2 separate regions of the Homo sapiens genome follow, and region 1 is linked to region 2. Evidence: chromatin loops called from intact Hi-C (ENCODE). Cell type or tissue: HepG2. All regions are shown on one strand. Each heading gives the region's core, and the rest is flanking DNA. Links, peaks and the distances in the headings are about the cores only. Region 1 overlaps SERPINI1 (serpin family I member 1). Region 2 has its middle 6.8 kb from the start of GOLIM4.

Evidence for each region. A loop is a pair of places that touch in the nucleus more often than their neighbours do. Peaks named below come from ENCODE experiments on the same cell type or tissue, not always from the same donor. Only the 100,000 strongest peaks of a DNase experiment are listed, where the experiment ranks them.
Region 1: it touches region 2 in a loop (9-fold over the local background); 2 of 110 quality-filtered maps call a loop at or near these places.

What each region holds. Positions count from the first base shown.
Region 1 is chr3:167,813,521-167,816,324 of GRCh38, forward strand. The region is part of intron 6 of SERPINI1 (serpin family I member 1); the gene reads left to right. Among named protein-coding and RNA genes, the nearest start is that of SERPINI1, 79 kb to the left of the region's middle. RefSeq lists a silencer at 2,587-2,786. In HepG2, for the core only: no CTCF peak of the experiment used is centred there; DNase peaks (open chromatin) are centred at 151 and 1,181; H3K4me3 peaks cover 546 bases.
Region 2 is chr3:168,101,283-168,104,086 of GRCh38, forward strand. No RefSeq gene overlaps it. Among named protein-coding and RNA genes, the nearest start is that of GOLIM4, 6.8 kb to the left of the region's middle. In HepG2, for the core only: no CTCF peak of the experiment used is centred there; no DNase peak of the experiment used is centred there.

The DNA of each region.
Region 1 (2,804 bases), core at 91-2,590, 290 kb before region 2:
TTGCCTTCTCTGACTTTTCACTCTTACTAATTGTTTAAGAGCAAGTTGAAAGGTCGACACATCAGAGACGTTTGACCTGACATTCCTCTTCCTTCCTAAATGGTTTACTTTTCCTTATGTGGAATCTGGTAGCACTTTGCACACACCTCTGTTAGCACGTTTCATTTTCTCCTAGACTATTTGTTTACATACTTGTCTCTGAGCTCAGAGCTATTCAAAAGCATAGACATCTTTCTGTCCCCAGAACACAGAAGAGAATTTGTGGTGGGGGACAGGGTAGATACCGAGTGGGTGAGTGTTGTGAGTAAATTTCACTGTACCCCACCTGGCTACAAGCATGGGGACTTCTCTCATACTTCCTGCCCTCCCCACTGCAGCCACACAGCCCCTTCTTTGGGTCCTTAAGCATGCCCAGTTTGTATCTGCCTCTGCACTAGCTTTTCCTTCCATCTGAAATACTCTCCCTTTATTTCTTCCAGTGGCTGGCTCCTTTGTATTCCTTCATTCTCAGCTAAGATTTGCCCTCTGAGACCCACCTTTCTGAATAACCTGTGTCAAATAGCTCCTCTTCGCTGCCCCAGTCACTAACCAACATATCACCTTATCTTGTTAGCTTAGTTATACTTACTATACCCTGAAATTGTAGTCATTTATTGATTCACTTTTTTATTGTTCTTTTATTTGATGTCTGCTTTCCTCTCATTAGGAAGGAACTATTTAGTTCATCATAGTATACCTGGTGCATCTGGCTCATAGTAGGTGCTCAGCACATGAATGAATGAATGAATGAACCAATAAATGAATGTTTGCTGGTTTTGTAAAAAATCTATCCAGAAAAGCAAACAAAGAAACATTATTCCTATCGTAAGAGAACTCAAATTCTAGGAACTTTTATAAATTTCATGGGTGGGGCTGAAGCTAAAAATATTTTGGCAACTAAAGCACAGAGACACTTTTGGTATGCTAGGGTTCTGTTATAATACTCTCGTCATTTTGTTATTTTAAGCATGCCGTTCATGACGCAGAAATCTATTTAAATTGGCTGAATTTAGGAACAGTGCCACAGAGGAAGTAGTGGCCTACACTTGCATGATGGCTATCCTGCAAGCATGATGTTAATCTCAGATACTTAGAGCCTTTGGTGCCCTGCACAATACCGCATATGTAGTGGGTACTGAAGAAATATTTACTAAGTGACTGAATGAATGCCTTTGTAGTCTTGCCCTGCTTTTTTCAGAAGAGCTTGAATTATTGCCCAGTTCTTCTCTGGGGGAACCTAGGGTTTACTGGCCCTGTTCCCATCTCATCCATTGTAAAAATCCTGGCCTCATGCTGCCTGGAGGAAAGTAGGACCAGTCATTTGGCAGCACTGTCTGCTGTGGCCAGAAGGAAAAGGCTGCTTGGTGCCAGCAGATTTAAAAACAAAAAACTATTTGCCTTTGCTTGATTGTTTGAGAGAATAGCTAACTTTTCTCTAACCAACAAGACAAGCTCATCAGTGTAAGTCTCCTTCATACCCCTTTGCATTCTGATTCAATTTATCAAATATCTGAGTGCATACCTGGTACCCGGCAGTGTGCAAGGTGTTGTGCATAAGATAAGTAGAACAGGCAAAGTCCAGGCCTTGAAGAGTGTATGGCCTAGCAGGAAAGATGGTCTTGATTGTCTACTGCATGACATCGCCTGTTTCTCTGCATGACCTGATCTACTTCTAAGATTTTGTGGCTGCAGACACATGCTTGCTTAGACCACTTTCTGGTTATATTTTATTTTAATGAGACTGCTTGAAGTTTGTCTCAAGAAAAAAAGGCTTCATTTTCTTTTTTTCCCCTTAGTACCTGTGATGTGATTTCTTTTTCTTTTTTTTTCTTTTTTTTTCTTTTTTGTGAGATGGAGTCTCACTCTGTCACTCAGGCTGGAGTGCAGTGGCACAATCTTGGCTCACTGCAACCTCTGCCTCCTGGGTTCGAGCAATTCTCTGGCCTTAGCCTCCTGAGTAGCTGCTATTACAGGTGCATGCCACCACACCAGGCTAATTCTTGTACTTTTAGTAGAGACGGGGTTTCACCATGTGGGCCAGGCTGCTCTTGAACTCCTAACCTCAAGTGATCTGCCTGCCTCAGCCTCCCAAAGTGCTGGGATTACAGGTGTGAGCCACTATGCCCGGCCTTCTTATTTGTCCATTTTCTTCTACTTATGTATCCAATGGGATGGTGTTTTTCTGAAGGCTGATTGTCTTAAGGTCTCATTTACAGGTGTAGACATTTGCTATCCCTCATGTAGCAGTTAATCATGATATGGGAATCCAAACGTTGCATTCAATCTTTGCTGTCTTTGAAATAAATGCAATAGCACTAGTCTGCTGGATCCCATTCTCCTTACTCTTTTACTCAATCAGATTTTGAAGTCTTTTAGCACGTATGTGGCCTTTGCACTTTTTCCCTCTCTGCTGCTGTTGTCAATTTTCTTGGAACGTCTACTTTAGATTATTGTCTTATGTTTTATTTATTACAAGAATAAACTTAAAAAGAATTTGTTTTTGAGACAGGGTCTCACCCTGTGTCCAGGCTGGAGTGCAGTGGTGCGATCTTGGCTCACTGCAACCTCAACCTTCTTGAGCTCAGGTGATCCTCCCACCTCAGCCTCCTGAGTAGCTGGGACTACCACGCCCAGCTAGTTTTTGTAATTTTTTGTACAGATGGGGTTTTGCCATGTTGCCCAAGCTGGTATCCGACTCCTGGGCTCAAGCGATCAGCCCCAAGCGATCAGCCTGCCTCAGCCTCCCGTAGTGCTGGGACTACAGG
Region 2 (2,804 bases), core at 2-2,501:
AGATGACTCAAGATGTGTAGCATCAAGGCACAAATTCCATTGAAGTTACAAATGATCTTGAAGGTCAAGAGTAAGTAACTGTTAGGACCATTAATTCTTTCATCTGTAAAATGGAAAGGATAACCATAGCTCTCCTGCAATGCTCAGAGAAAATTGCCTAAGAAATTAATCCACAACACTTGAGAAGCGAAACTTCTCACTTTACGTAAAACTCAGTGCCGTAGTGGTACTTGTCATTGTCCACCTAAAATGGATTGGACCATTTGCTTACCTTCAGAAAGTTTCATACTTTTCAGAAAAACTACCATTTACTTTTTAAAATTAAGCTTCAGCTACCCAATTTAAAATGATAATTTTCCAATTATACTTGTCAAGCGAGCTTCTTTAGTTGCTGAGAAGGGGTAAATTATGATTGCAAAACAAAGAAATGTTCTTGTGACACATTCATTCAAGACTGACTTCTAATTCTTGGGTTGTAATTTATAACTAATTCTTAAATACAGTTTAAATCTCAACATTTTTAAAAATAGTTACTGTGTGCAAGGCACAGTGCAAGGACAGAGTGCAAGATGGGTGATGCAGTGATGAATAAACGAGGGATCCTCATTTCAAAGAGCTTGCGGACTTTGTATTAATTTGTTTAAAGACTATATTGAAGCTCTGGTTGGAAATTTAATTGCTCAGGGAAAGAGCAGAACAGGAAAAGAATAGGCCTAAGGATGCAATCAAGATATTTCTAGAGAAGGTGGCCTCTTGAGGTAATTGAGACAAGTGATCGGTTAATCAGTGAAGTCAGTTAAAGCCAAAAATTATAAAAGTGATGCAAAGACACCTTAAAACATATAAATGGGCCGTACGCAGTGGCTCATGCCTGTAATCCCAGCACTTTGGGAGGCCAAAGCGGGCAGACTGCTTGAGCCCAGGAATTGGAGACCAGCCTGAGCAACATTGCAAAACCCCGTATCTACAAAAAAATACAAAAATTAGCCAGGCATTGTGGTTCACACCTGTAATCCCAGCTACTCAGAACAATGAGACGGGAGGATCACTTGAACCAGGGAGGTCCAGGCTGCAGTGAGCCCTGATGGTGCCACTGCTCTTCAGCCTGGGTGACAGAGCGAGACCCTGTCTCAAAATAAATAAATAAGAATAAAAATAATAAAGAATAAAATAAGAAACATATCACTGTACTTTCACTGAATTCTCTTTTAATGTGGGACCCAAGGCCTCTGCTTTACGGGTGGACCTGTTGTTGGTTAGGGCTTAGGTTTGTCTTTTAGCCATAGAACACCATTCACAGTTTCCAGTTTCAGCTTCATTGAGTGGTGGATGGTAAGGTAATGTCAATGTAAAATACATCTAAATGTAAAGGATTTTTTTTTTCTTGGTCTTGGTGCTCACCTAATTTGACTGCAATTTTTCTTTAAGCTATCAGCCATCATGGAGCTTTTCCAAAGCATTCACCTTAATTTTCATAGAAATAACTCTTTTTTAGCCTCATATTTCTTAGTTTGCATAATATTTGGTTAAATTACATAATGAAAACAGCAAGAATTGCATAAACAGTCTTAGAATAAACCACTTGTCTCTGCTAAGCACACAGCTCAATTGACATGTACATACCTACTCGAGATTAGCTTATGTGCCAGTCTTCAGCCCTGAAGTGTGGAGGGGAAGGACAGGGAGGCTTCTGTTGATCTGATTTGCAGAGAAGAGGAGAGCCTCCTCTAATCGAGTGAGTTGCGTAAGTAACATTAATTGCTTCTACTATACATTCAAATGACTAGTAAGGTAACAGGAGGAATTGTTGGTCGAGAAAAATTATGTGAGAAAAGTGACCAGGAAACCAAAGGAATCCAGAAGAGAGTTCTTCAAGAGAGGGGAGTGTTACTGATAGGACTACTGAGAGGGCAAGTAAAATAAAGCCAAACAGGCCATAGAGTTAACAGAGTAGGGATGAGGTAGAAAATTGCAAGAGTATGGCAGATAAATGGGTAAAAGTAAATATGAAAAGAGGTGTGGTAAGGGTGAACTTTGGTGTTAATATGTTTGGCTGAGAAGGGAGATTAAATTGGGTGTAGCTTCAATAGAAGAAACCAGGTTAAAATAAAGTTTGCTTTTTGGTTTTGAGTCTTGGCTTCATTTGATTTTTGGTTTTTGGCTTGTTTGGATAGCATATACTTAACAGTGTTTGGAAAGGAACCAGTGGAGAGAGATAGGTTGAAGATGTGAAGAGTTACATTTAAGAATAGATTCTAAGAAGCAAAGAAGGGTCTGCCTCAGTCATTAGAATGTATGGACCATTATTTCTTATGGCAATATCCTATCACACAGTAGTTCATTTTCCATATTAAAGGCTCAATAAATTATTGAACAAATGATCTGAAGAGTTACTAAAAAGAAGGAATTTGAAAAGATTGCCTAGATAACTGAACAAGAAATTTGTTTGAGGGCCTAAGGTCTTGTGTGCTTGTATTAATTTACTTTGATTAAATGGGTACACTCAAAAAATGGGCATGAGTTTATAATAATATCCCCAATAGAGAATCTGCAAGACAATACCTATGCATAATATTTAAGAAGAGAAACTATTTCTTCTTTGAAAAGAGTAATTGGTCCATTAAAATTCTTTTTATGTTAATTGTTAGATGTGATGCTTACTAAGTAGTTTATGACATATGCAAATATTTCATAATGTTAAATGGATTTAGAATGTAAAGTGGTATAAACAATATAATCACAAGAATGTTAAAATATTTATAGAAAAACTTTTATTATATCTTACTACTTTTAGGTAATTAGAT